Regions from separate parts of the Mus musculus genome. Here region 2 is linked to region 1. A link is a contact called in ENCODE POLR2A ChIA-PET data. All regions are on one chromosome and are shown on one strand. Each heading gives the region's core, a stretch centred on a gene start or an enhancer-like site at or near the end of the contact. The rest is flanking DNA. Distances are from core to core; before and after follow the strand shown. Region 1 has its middle 31 kb from the start of Platr26. Region 2 overlaps Gm17250 (a long non-coding RNA gene).

Region 1 (7,003 bases), core at 4,496-6,995:
GATGATTAGTAGTAGATGCTGGGTAAAGATGAGACCGCAAGAGATACAGGGGATGCCAGGGGTCGCACATTTGGAAGAGCTGCAGGTAGTTTGGTGTGGAGGAGACTGTGGGTCTCCCTTCTCCTCTGTCTGCCCGGGGTGTTGAGGACAAAGGGAGTAGAAGCATGGAGCAGGGTTCTGACAGTGAGTGCTGACAGATGGACTTCCGGAGACCGCTGCAGTGAGACAACTCTATTGTTCCAGGAATAGGGTGTCTAAAGGCTTTTAGGGGTACAGGTGGAGAGGGCTAATGGGTCATAATACAGTACCTAGTTATCACTTGGGCACGAAGCCAGCACGGGACTTGTGTGCTGAGTTAAACGGCTCTGTACAAGGTCATTCTCCAGATAAAGTCAGGCACCTGCGTTCAGGGACATTCTCCAGACAAAGTCAGTCAGAGAAAGGGAGGCCCTGCTGAGAAAAGGAGTCCTCCAGGTTGTTCCGAGCTCAGAGAGCCATCTGGATATGGGGGCTGAGAGCTTAATATCAGGGTTCTCTGACAGGACTTGGATAGGGCATGGGGGACCTTACTTTATCCCATCAGGGAGCATCTTTTCCAAGAAAAGTGATAGGGGTGTTAGAGGGATGTGAACTGCTTCCCTCCCATGGGAGCTTGCCAAGTACTTTCTTGGGCCTCCGGGAGTTAAGTAAGATCGAGCAGGCCTGTGGTTTGTGTCAGCAATAGGGACTTGTCTTCCACCTCTGAGAGGGAACCAACGGCAACAGTGATGGCCTGTCTTGTTTGGGGAGTCACTTGGACTACCCTGACCAATGATACAAATGGAGGTTTTTCATGCCTAGTACCTGTGTTTTTGTTAGGTAGTCTATGGCTCCTGTGGGAAGCACTGTCAGTCCAAGTAGAATAACTTTGTATACACACACATACTCACACTTATATGTAACATATATGTATATATATAATTTTAGGCAAATATAAAATAATATGATTCCTTGAGATTTTACTAAACAACTGTGGTATTGTTTGTCCCTCTGGTATTAGAATCAATAGTCTTATCCAACTGTGACACTTATGAGCCAAAACTGACCATCGTGGCAAAACGTTCATATAGGTAAAATAGTGGCATCATATCTTGATGGTAACCAACTGGTTACTAATGGCAATTGGACTTAAGGCCAACTTAACAGGAAGATCATGCCTGATACTAGGAACCTAGCTAACTACCTGAGACTATAAGTTAATGGACCTTAGAAGAGCACCTACTATTACTACTTTACTAAACCAGCAATAATTCCTAACTGCATCATAAAACATATTCTTATATCCACTGTTTCTTTTCTATTGTTGTGATAAAGCACCATGAATGAGCAAGGCATATTATAAAAAAAAAGGTTTAATTAGGCTTCCAGTTCCAGGGGGTCAGAGTCCATGAAGGTGTGCCAGAGGCATGGTGGCAGGAACAGCGCTCACATCTGGAAACCACAAGTGGGAAGCCGAGAGGCACAATGTTAAAGGTTTGAGTCTTTTGAAACCTCCAAGCCCACCCCCAGCGACGCGACAAGGCCACACATCCCAATCCTTCCCAACCAGGCCCACTAACTGTGGACCAAATACTCAAATATATGAGATTTGGGGGGCTGTTTGCATCCAAGCCATAATGCCCACAGATAAGAATACTTCTTACCCTCCGTGAAGGAAGCCTCTTTTTCTAGCAAATGGAGTCTATTACAAAAAGCTACAGTTAGACTCAATGCAGAGACAACAGATCAAAGGGAGTCCATCACTAACTGACATATCTTCAATGCAACTCTTGCACCTAAGGGTCAGGGAAGAGGTGACAGAAAGATTGTAAGAGCCAGAAGACCAGGAGGTCTGCTGTAAAACTGTCTCCTAGAAACGGCTTTCTAAACAAAAATTGAATGGCAACCTGTCAGCAGTCACACTAACACAGAAGGGATCTCACAGGGCCCATTTCTAGACAAAGAACTTCAGGCAACTAATGACCGAGGAGAAGGGGAGAATTTTAGACTCTCCCAGGAATGAGCCCCCTAATTGGTTATCCAATACTAAAATTATGTACATACAAACAACAAAAGCAGACTTAGCAGGTTGTATTTATATATTTGTACAACTAAGTGTCATCTGTCTGTCTGTCTTAGCCAATGTTCTATTGCTGTGAAGAGACACTGGGCCCACAGCAAGTCTAATAAAGAAAAGCATTTAATTGAGGTTGGCTTACAGTTTTAGAGGTTTAAATCCGTTATCACAGTGGGAAGCATGGCAGGGTGCAGGCAGACATGGTGCTGAAGGAGGAGCTACATTCATATCCACAGGCAGCAGAAAGAGAAAGCCGTTGGGACAGGCTTGGATTCTGAAAGCTCAAAGCCCACCCTCATTGACACATTCTGCTAACAGAGCCACACATACTCCAACAAGGACATATCTAACTCCTCTCAAGTAGTGCCACTCCCTAATGACCATACATTTAAATACCTGAGCCTATGGGAGCCATTCCTATTCAAACCACCACTCTATCTGTGATGGCTATTCCTGGTTGTCCACTTGTCTATGAACTACGATCCAGAAATGGAGGGCACACCTATGATCCAGATCTTGTGGCTGCAAGACTCAGGTTTCTGACCTGGATCTTGACATGGAGATCTTGAGGCCTAGCGGCTGTGAAACCCTTAGGCCCAGGCAAGGTAGTATATTTAATCCCAGGAGACTGAGGCAAGCAGATCTCCGAGTTCAAAACCAGGTGTGGTAGTACACACCTTTAATCTGGGCCACACCTGCTAGAGGCTTACATAAGGACATTGGAAGAAGGAAGACTCATTCTTTTTCACCTGCTTGCACGTACTTGCCAGCATATCTGTTGGAACCTACTTCTTCAGGATTCCAGCTTATACAGAAGACCAGCTGCAACAACTAGCCTCATGGACTGAGCAACTACTAGATTCTTGGATTTCTCACTCACAGCTGACCATTGTTGGGTTAATTGGACTACAGACTATAAATCATTACAATAAATTCCCTTAATATATAAAGACATCCCATAAGTTATGTGACTCTAGAAAACCCTGACTAATAAACTCTGTCTGTCTGTCTGTCTGTCTGTCTGTCTGTCTGTCTGTCTATCTATAACAATAACCAAAGAAAGAGGCTATCAATTTGAGAGCAAGAAGGAAGTTGGGCATGGAGGGATTAGAGGGAGGGAAGGAAAGGTGGAAAATGATATAGATATATTTTAATTAAAATATTTAAGAGTCATAACTGGATCATTGGTGTCCTTTCCAACTATATGGTCAACATATAGAGGAGGTTCTTCAGGGTAAAGAGAAAAGGAAAATATTAATCTTTTGGCCTTTTTTGTCAAGAGTACTGAGGAATTAGACCATTTCTCACCAATGAGTTTATGTATACAAAGGAGATTTGTAGATGTAACATTCTCCAGAAATATTTATTATTTTCTATTGTGATTTAAATTTTCGTTTGTTTATTTTGTGTTTCAAGACAGGGTTGCTTTGTGTAGCCCTAGCTGTCCTGGAACTCATTCTTATAAATTAGACTGTGCTCAAATTCACAGCTATCCGCCTGCCTCTGCCTCCAGAGTGCTGGGATTAAAGGAATGTGCCGTCACCGCCTGGCTTGTGATTTGATTTTATCATAAGGATGTGGAGACTATAAATTCTATCTTTGAGAATGTTAAATATTTGCTTCAGGGTTGAATGCAGTTACTTAACAGAGAAGCTTCAAATAATATTTTCAGAGCTTGCTCGGTAACAAGCTCTCAATAAGGATAATGAAATTCATCAGATAGTAGTGCTTTTTAAAGCAAAAGAGCACAAAAGCATCACGCAGAGACAGCTGTGGACTTGAAGGAGAGAGCCGGCCTAAGGCCATTGATGAAGAGCATTACCCTATCTTATCTTCCTGTGGGATGCAGTCTATTCAGAAATAAAAGACTAAAGACTTGCCATAAGAGAACCATTAAAATCTTTCCTCTTCTGTGGAGTGCCTTTCCATTCAGAAGAAGATTCCGGAACAGTGAAACGCAGGCAGAGCTTGGGTTGTTTAGGAAATTTCACTTCTGTGTATGGTTTGGATTTGCTCTGAACATGCAGTGACTTGGTTAGCATCTGGGAGCTCCCTCGTCTGGAAGCAGTTAATTTACATATTGCTCTTGTTACAGCCTTGGGATGCGGGAATGATGGAAATTTGTCCAGAGCTAAGAGTTTCCTGCAGATAAATGTCCTTTAGCTCCCAGAAGGCTTAAGAATGATATTATTTGACATAAGGAAAAGCAAGGACATTTAGTCATTTCTTTGTCCTGTTTATTGAGCACCTATTATGTGTCAGTGACTGGACTAAGACTAGATAGATGAATGAAAAGGACCCACCGGGGTTGTGGAGATTGCCTAAGCGGTAAAATGCTTGCGAACTAACATCAAGACCTATGTTGGAATCCCAAGGCAGGCCATAGCGTTTGCTTTAATGCCAGGACTGGGGAGACGAGGATCCCTGGGCTCAGTGGCTGGCTACTCTCATTCATTTTATGAGTACCAGGTAAAAAGCAATTCAAAAGACACCAATGTTGGTCTCCGGCCTCCACGCTTGTGCACATATATGAAGATCCACTATACACATGAATGCACATAAACAAATGAATGCGTATGCACACATACAAAACACACACACACAGTCTTTACTCAATAACCTTCATAGTCAGGTCTCAGTTGATGAGGCTGTACAATCAAATGCTAGTTAAGTCAGCTACAATTGGTTTATTGTACCTGATGGTGTGTCCACAGAACTACAAAGGCCCAGGCAGGAAAACACTCAAGTTTTGTCTAGATGACAGTGGGAAAGGCAAAGAAACCTTCACCCAAGAGACTCCCTTAAGCCATGCAGAAGCAGAAGAAGGCAGAGAAGTGAAAAATGCTCTTTGGGTAGGAAAGCAGGTAGGTGGCTTGCCTGGGGCAATGTGGGCTGATGTGAGGCAGGTAGGGGGAGGGGGATTGACAGATTGGTGCAGCAAGTCTGGAATGGTACCCATGGGGGTGTTCCTATGGTTCCTAGGGAGGTTCAGCTGGAAGCTGACAAGCTCCAATCTGCCTTGTAAAGAGTTCTAGTATCTGGAAAGCCCAGCTTGGGGAGGGTGGGGAGGTGGGGTTGGGCTACTGTACTATCCAGAGCCTGTGAGCTGCAAAACTTCTATAATCTGCATCGACTTCCATCATATCCAGAAATGGCCAGTCAGTCTCTTGGCCGCTGGGCAAGGGTAGAATTGTCTTAGAGCAGCGAACCCTTCTGTTGCTTAATCGGGAAGCCTTAGGGTGTGTGTGTGTGCATCCAGGATTCAAAGACATATCCTCACTTGCCTGTTCATGTTCCAGAACTCTGTTGGCCCACACTTCAGGGCGAAAAAGAGTCTTAGTCACCAAGTGGGCATGGCTTCTCTGGTCCCAGTGCCCTGCTCTCTATGGCAGTTGTTGGTTGGCGGGTGGTTTTAGGGCTTAACCCTTGCCCGGCGCCTGCTGTGTCTTCAGGGCTGGCTGGGAGGCAGGATTCTGACCCTGGTATATGCTGGCCTTCAGGACGGCTGCGGGGTGGTGGGAACCATGGTGCAAGGCGAAGTTTCCACTGGCTGCTTGCCACTGTTCCCAGTGCACACGACACCCCACCCTACAGCAGGATGCCCTGCCCTGCAGAGCGCTTGGAAGTGATAAATACGTTTGTTTTTGCATTCGAGCCTTTCCTGGCACAGGAGGAAAAGCATCTGCAGCAGCTTGGTCTTGCCATGGGGCTGGCGCTCGGGCGCTCGCTTTCACTCAATCTGACCCCCCCCCCCTCCGGGGGTGGGGAATGATTACACCCGCTGGATCCTAGGCCTCCAAGGACAGGGGGTGGGTGTGGAGGGTGCTGAGATGAAGGGCTCCCCAGCTGCTTATCAACATCAAAGGTTCGTTAACCACGCCGCCCCCACGTAATCAAAGCCCAGCTTCATCCCGAAGGCCTTGTTGGCATTGTGCCCGTGTATTGAGGAGCAGGTATGTCTAAAGGCTTTAGGAAACTGAGCACTTAGCAGGTAGAAACACACTTGCTTTCCTCTCCCTGGTGAGCCAGGAGGAGAGAGACACCGCAGAGGCTCCTGTGAACTCCAGGCTCCGGGTGCAAATCTATTTGGACAGCCTTTGCCAGGGGCCGGCTGAACACTGATGTGCCAGGGGTTCCACGTGCCAGGGCACCACTGGCTGCCTTACAAGGCAGCTAGCTTGAGTTGCCAATGTTATGGTGCTACCTAACTATGGACAGATATTTGCCAAATGCCTCCGTGTATCAAGTGTGGTGCTTGCTGTATGAGCAGGAGACATTTTTATTATTATTATTTTAAGTTAAGCTGCATTGTATAGCAATAACTGAAGAGTCTGTCTGGTTGAGATGCGCTAATTTCTGAGGACCAAAAAAACTAAGGTATTAAAAAAAAAAAATCATCCCATTCTTCATTGTCTTAACCTGGGTAGGAAGAGACATTATACTCTGATGGACATCAGAACAACTGCTCCCTCCTCCCCACCCCCAGCCCCTCGTTTTGTTCAAGTAGAAGTTAAAGAGATCTGGGGGTGCGGGGAGGGGGTGCTAAGGCTTTGCTGAGGCAAGCAGTGTATCACTGCAGTTCAGAGTTCAGTTTGCAGGACTGGCAAGATGGCTCAGTAAGCAAAGGTGCTGGTGTTGTCTGCCAGCCTGCCAGACAACAGGCCAGCCCCTAGAGCTTGTGTAAGGATGGGAGAGAGAACTGACTTCACGGTCCTTTCCTGAGCTCCACGTACGTTCCGTGCTACACACCTGTGGTAAGCCCACACTTACACGCACATCAAATGCACACGCACACAGTAATAGTAAAATTTTAAACGTTTTATTTGGGGCAGGGTGGGGAGCAGGCCTTCTGCCTCCCCTAAGCTTTGTCTCTTCATTTGTACAAAAGGAAAGCACAAACATGACTGA
Region 2 (6,221 bases), core at 3,056-5,555, 54 kb after region 1:
AGTTCGAGGCGGACTTCCTTGGTCACAGTGAAGCTGGGTCTTTATGAGAGTGTTGGACTTTTTCATACAGTGAATAACGAAATAATTATTTCAGAAAGAAAGGACAGCCTCAAAGTTTAGCCCAGTGGCACACGCCTTTAATCTCAGCACTCAGGAGACCAAGACAGGTGCATCTCTGAGTTGGAGGACAGTGTGGTCTACAGGGTGAGATCCAGGAAAGCAAGGGCTACAGAGAAACCTTGTCTCAAAACAATAATAATAATAATAATAATAATAATAAAGTTTTGCTGCTATGAACTCGAATACTGTCAGGGCAAACAATAGGCTGTGAGTAATTCTCTGAAGAGATTGTACCCATTGTCTAGGTGTTATTGTCTATCTGTGCTGTGGGGAAGAGGCAGTCACAGTGGGAACAGCTTAGCACTAATGTTGCTTCCACTAAACTCTCAGGAATTCTTGAATCCATAACCTAATTTATAACTCAGGTCTGGGGTTTATTCTGGATTTCACGGCCAGGTTTTGCTCTACCTAGTGAGCATTCCGATTTGCTCTGGAATTCTTTTCTACTCAACAGAAAGGACGCTAGCATTCACACTTCCTTTGACCTGGAGGTACGCTTCTGTCAATGAATGCTTCATGTATGCTCGTGCATGCGCACGTAGGCACACACACTCACAGCACATCCATATGTTGGGTCTGCTTCCCAGGTGCTGATATTAAGATCTGCAAGTTTAGCAGTCAAACATAGTTGTTATTATTTTGGAGATGTGTTTCTTTTTACTTTATGGGTATGAATGTTTTGCTGCCATGTATGTGTGTGTGGTAAGTTTCTGTGTTTGCTGTGTGTGCAGTTTCTGTGAGGGTCAGAAGCAGAAAATAGATCCTGTGACATGGTGTCATAGTTGTGAGCTGCCATGTGAATGATGGGAACTGACCCTGGGTCTTCTGCAAGAGCATCAAGTCCTCTTAACCAAAGAGCCTGTGGTTCCAGACCCTAGACATGGTTACTAATAGCATGGTTGCTCCTAATCATAGTTATTATTAACATTTACATAAGCAGCAAATGAACTATGTTCATAGCAAATATAATAAATTACCAAAGTTCAGCCAGGTAGTGGTGGTGGCTCATACCTTTAATCCCAGCATTTGGGAGGCAGAGGCAGGCAGATCTCTCTCTGAGTTGGAGGCCAGACTGATCTAAAGTGAATTCCAGGAGAGCCAATTACACAGAGAAATCCTATCTCAAAACCAAACCAAACCAAAAGCCAAACCCTTTTTAAAAATTACTAAAATTTTTTCCTTCATAATAATTTGCGTCTATGAGATCTGTATGCTTGGAGTCCTGCATAGTGTGCTGTGTTGTGCCTATACACCTGTCACCTGCTCTGCATTCATTGAATCCACGTTGCTAGTTTAAAACTGATTACGGTAGGAGCATTTATATCATGGAAATTGGCAAACACTACAATGAGGCCTCTTATTTCACTGCTTCATTGTGAACCAGTTCCTATCAGACCACTGTACATACATACATGCAAGCACAGGCCCCAATGTAGACCTCTTGCATATCTGTAAGCATAGATGGCTCTACTTTTATACTATGTCGCAGTACAGTACAACATGTCAGGGAAAACTGGGTCATGCATGAAAATATTGTATCATATACATCATTCATAATTACAGCCTGTTTCCAAGATATGTATCTGCCTGCCTTTTGCGGTAAGTCAAATGTCGTTGCTAGGCATCAGGGCACTCAGATATCTTCTTGAGCTCTTTTAAGGAGCTCTATGTCATGAAAGACTCATCTTCTATGTAGGTGCATGCTATTCTCTCCTTTAACTCAGCTCCACGTCGGAGAGCGCCGCTGGCATAGAACCAGAAGTCTTAACACTTTCCCAAGTCCTTGAAGGAGTAATTGCTCAGTAGCCAAAGATAATTTACACTGCTTGACTCTTTCGGCCTTTCTCGCTAACAGAAATGTATTTATGAATTCAGCGGCTGTCACTGGAATATTATTCCCTTGCTGAGTACAATTAAGCCAAGTCTAAAGCTCAGAATGGAACCAAATCCTGAATAAATACTGTTTTAAGGCTGATGTAATTTCTTGCTTTTCTTGCAAACTGCAATTGAACATGCAAATCTAAGGGACCAGCCGTACAGGAGGCCAGCCAATATGTTAAGGCTTTTAATCTGCTTAATGGGATAAAGGTTGGGCATAATTAAATATCTTTGAGCTTGAATCTTTCACTGCAATAAGTAAATGACTTTGAATTAAATTATTCCAGGGATAAAACAAAAGCACTTATTAAGGTATGAATTTTGAAAGAATAACTAACTCTCTGTCTAGTTAAGGAACTTGGGCCAAATGCCTGAAAATTATCTTCCAACTTAGTAGGAAGCTGGGTTCCTTCGTGCAGGCTTTTCCTGGAGCCCGGGCTTTTCCTTTCGTGTTTGGCTTCCATACTGTCCCATGAACATACTGGATGGCTGTTGGTGACCCAAAGGTCGCTTCAAAGGCTGCAAATTCCAAGCAAAGCTTGCCTGAGGGAGTTTGTACTTTCCTGGGATAAAGTGTCTGCCTCTGGAAGTGAGGAAAGAGTCCTTTCACTGCTGGAGCAGAATTCCTGTGAAGTGCTCACAAGCATGACATCCCCCTGCCTCAGATACTATCTGGAAACACTGTTCTGAGATCTGAGTCTTCTTCTCGCTGCTACTTTGCCTGCGACAGCTGTGGTCTAAACAGCTGCCTCTCTGCAAACGTGTCTTTGCTCCCAGGTTCTAGGCTCACCTGTCTGCCTGTTGTCCAGAAAAGAGTTCAGTCTTCCCGTTAAGCATCGCAACAAACTAGTTGGACAGGACTCTGCAGCATTGAGGCAGCCTAGAGTACCTTCGTAGGCTATGTCCAGGGATCAGAAGGTCAGCAGGAGTCAACGAGGCTGGGTCACTAGATCCCTGCTTAAAGGCAAAGGCGTCATGCAAAAGTCACAAGACTTGTGGCTGGTTGCTGTACTGCCACCTCTCATGTCCCCAGAGATCTACTCATCCTAGAATTTTAATCTTGGCTTTTCTTTGCTGAGTAATAGACCTTCCCCCTGCCCCCCCCCATCTACATACTCATGTATTTATAGACAGATTCACAGACATGCAAAGCTATACTCTTGGGTGTATGTGTGTGCATATGTGTAAGCCCTAATACTCAACCTTGCTTCTGATTAATTTTGACATATTTTTCTGCCGTAACACTATATTGTCCTTTCTAATTGTGACCTACATTGTGGGGTCATTTACACTTATTTTGATATTCTACATTTTAAATTCCACCTGTTATGTTTTCTATAACAGAACTTCTTTGGATCCAATGCCCATCAGGTATTTTATTGGTAGAATGGATTCTGTTTCCAGGTTGACTCATTTAAGCCCTGATAAACCAGAGCCCTGGCCTCCTCAGCAACTTGAAGATTATCAAAATCACCTTATCTGAATGGGGGAGGGGGGACCGGGTGGGGGGAGTAAGTATTCAGCTGTAGTGACTCAGCCAACTCCTCCCATTCCCCCCCCCCCAAAAAAAAAACTATATAGGAGACCGTTCTCCATGAGGAAATGAAGGTATAAAACGTTTTCCAAGATCCAGAGGAAGAGAGACAAGCTCATGAATGACAAATGCCATGGAGGGCCAGAGTGACTGTTTGTTCAAAAAGCTTTTGAATACGAGGCTCCAGTGGCCCATCCCATGGGTGGCTGTGCCCTTCAGCAGACACAGAGCCTCTGACTACTATCTGCACGGTCCTCCGTGTAGTGTTCCCCACAGCCAGATCTCCCCACATCCACGGACATCGAACGTCTGGAATACCAGCCCTGGGAATTTCCTCAGCTGTGCTGGAGCTTGGGAAGGCTCAGCATTGTTTGTGGAGCCATGGAGGCAAAGCTAGGAACTGTGTGCTGCTGACTGGATACCAGGTGGTCTCCTCAGCCACAGTGTCTTTCCCGAAACTCCACACTCACTCGTGTGGAGTCACTCAGGAAGGTCTCTGTGCGTGGAACCTCAAAGAGACAGTCCAAACACTTGAGCCGCTTTAGAAATTAATGGTCAGGAATGAGTTAGTTAAAATCTATGAGAGACTGCTCAAATACACCTCTGACTCCCAAATCCTGCAGCCTTTAAAAAAATTAGTGAATGAAAATAAAGTTCTCCGAATCTCTGAAGCCCTCCTTCCCCACGAGAGGACCTTGTGCTCTGGACACGCACCATCAGCATTTCTATTTAGGGGCAAACCTCAGACAGAGAAATGTTTACCATTGAGCCGTCCCAGCACAGTGAAGTGACTTTTCTGTCACTGAGGTCACCCTGCCATGGGCCTCTCACTTCCTCTTCAGCTGCTAGTATTCCAGCAATCCCTGCGATGCAGAACTGCCCGCCCAGCCATCTCTCACCCTTAATGACAAGGGGGACTGTGACCAGTCACATTTTCTCACAGTTCAGAGTTGGGTCTTAGAATTTGTCCCAAATCCTCCAATCCCCCTTGGTCTTCTCAGATCCTTGGTTTTGTTTTGTTTTTTTCCTCGGTGGAATGCATCTGGAGCTCAGATACAGGACTCACCCCCAGTGTTGGAGCTTGTAGGTCACAGTGACATCCAATGGATTCATTAACATAGCAATGGGAAAGAGACTAGAAGGCCGGGCTTCCGGGGAATGCCACGCTTTTGTTTTAAATCCCCACATTGAATCCTAATAAGACTGGGAGAGAGCAGGGGATACAAGGATCTGTTTTGCAAAACTATGGGGCCACAAGCATAGAGATGGAGCTGTGGGAGTGAAAAGCCTAACGCTAACAAGTTGAGCAGCAGTGGGGATAGGGGTGGGTGGGGGTGGAGATAAGGGGGTGCGAATCTAAAATAAGACTCTAGACACTAGCTTCCTAGGCTCTTGTTTCAACAGGGAAAGTGTCCCACATCTCCCTTCTTTCTTTTATGTTTGGGGAGGTAAGATCTCACTAAGTATCCATGGCTGGCCTGGATTATATTATATTATATAGACCAGACTGGCCTCACACTCAGAGAGGTTCACCTATCTGCTAGCACTCAAGAAAAAAAAAAAAAAGGAGGAGGAGGAAGAGGAAGAGGAGGAGGAGGTCTTCTGGCTGCCCCACCTGGTTCCCTCCCTCTCCTCTCCCTTCACACCCCTCCCAACATGGCCCAGCTCAACTTGGTCATGTCCACTCTGGACTCTCAGATATCCCAGTTCCTGCCCCTGGCTGTGCTCTCCCTTTTATTTATAATAAACTTCGTCCTGCACCTAGAAGCGGTCATGACCTTTCCTTTCCTTTCTTTCCTTTTCTTTTTTCTTTCTTTATTTATTTTTCCCATTCACCCCTGGGCTTTATTCTTTGAGAACACAGTGCCTTTTCCCCTTCCCTGTTTTCCAGAACCAGGCTGTGTTACCGTAACTTGGAGATCTTTCCATCGCTTTTGGCTTTGGTTTGGAGAAGCAGGTAAGTCAGTAACATGAAAATTCTATGACGCGAGCCTGAGAGGGCTTAGCTTCACATCTGTTTTTTATTTTTCCATGTGCAGAGTAGCTTTCTGCATGCCACCTGTAGGTTTTGATTCCAGCATCCTCAGACAACAACAGAGACTCCTCAGATAGGGCCAGAGTAATGGGCCTACTTAAACACATGATCAAAAGTTGTATGTACAGTTTAAGAAAATCAAATTTTAGCCAAAGAACAGTGTTAGAAGTCTTCGAGGTACAGGGATGAGAGTGCTTCTTCTTGGTTCATTTAACTTTTTGTCTAGAAATTCCAGAGAACATGTAAAATTGCTTCTTCTAGAAGTCTCAACTCTGAAATCTCTCCCTCTATGATGCACCCTGCCACCCACTGTCTACTGTTACAAAGGGGTGCCCGCTGTGAGTGCAGAATTTGGAACTTAAAGGCTCAACAAACAATTTTATTCAGGGCATGGGAGGGGAGTTGAGGGAGCAGAGACAGAGAGGAGAGAGAGAGGAGAAGAGGAGTAGAGGTCGGCCATGAGCACATGGAGAGAGGGGTGGAGAGGAATGGGGGGGAGAAGGGACAGAGGAGGAAGATGGTAAGAGAGCAAGAGAAGCAGAGACTGAGGATAGGCAAGCAGCCCCTTTTATGAACTCACTATAACTGAGTAACTGCGGGGCGGTGCCTAGAAGAAATGCTAACAATGATAGTTATAGAAAAATGCTAAGAGTG

The links. ChIA-PET counts read pairs that join two places held with the same protein, here RNA polymerase II (POLR2A).
Region 2: POLR2A ChIA-PET joins it to region 1 with 11 read pairs in embryonic stem cell. The contact joins two enhancer-like sites. POLR2A ChIA-PET finds 5 or more read pairs at or near these places in 3 of 5 experiments (Patski and embryonic stem cell).

Annotation. Positions count from the first base shown.
Region 1 is chr2:71,685,101-71,692,103 of GRCm38, forward strand. No RefSeq gene overlaps it. Among named protein-coding and RNA genes, the nearest start is that of Platr26, 31 kb to the right of the region's middle. Within about 2 kb of position 5,746, at least 2 of the 3 ENCODE cell types and tissues checked have a DNase peak (open chromatin) inside an H3K27ac peak, as active enhancers do.
Region 2 is chr2:71,740,671-71,746,891 of GRCm38, forward strand. It overlaps Gm17250 (a long non-coding RNA gene), which reads right to left. Exons shown (of 5, transcript XR_866415.1): 4 at 2,789-2,955. Among named protein-coding and RNA genes, the nearest start is that of Gm17250, 6.7 kb to the right of the region's middle. Within about 2 kb of position 4,306, at least 1 of the 3 ENCODE cell types and tissues checked has a DNase peak (open chromatin) inside an H3K27ac peak, as active enhancers do.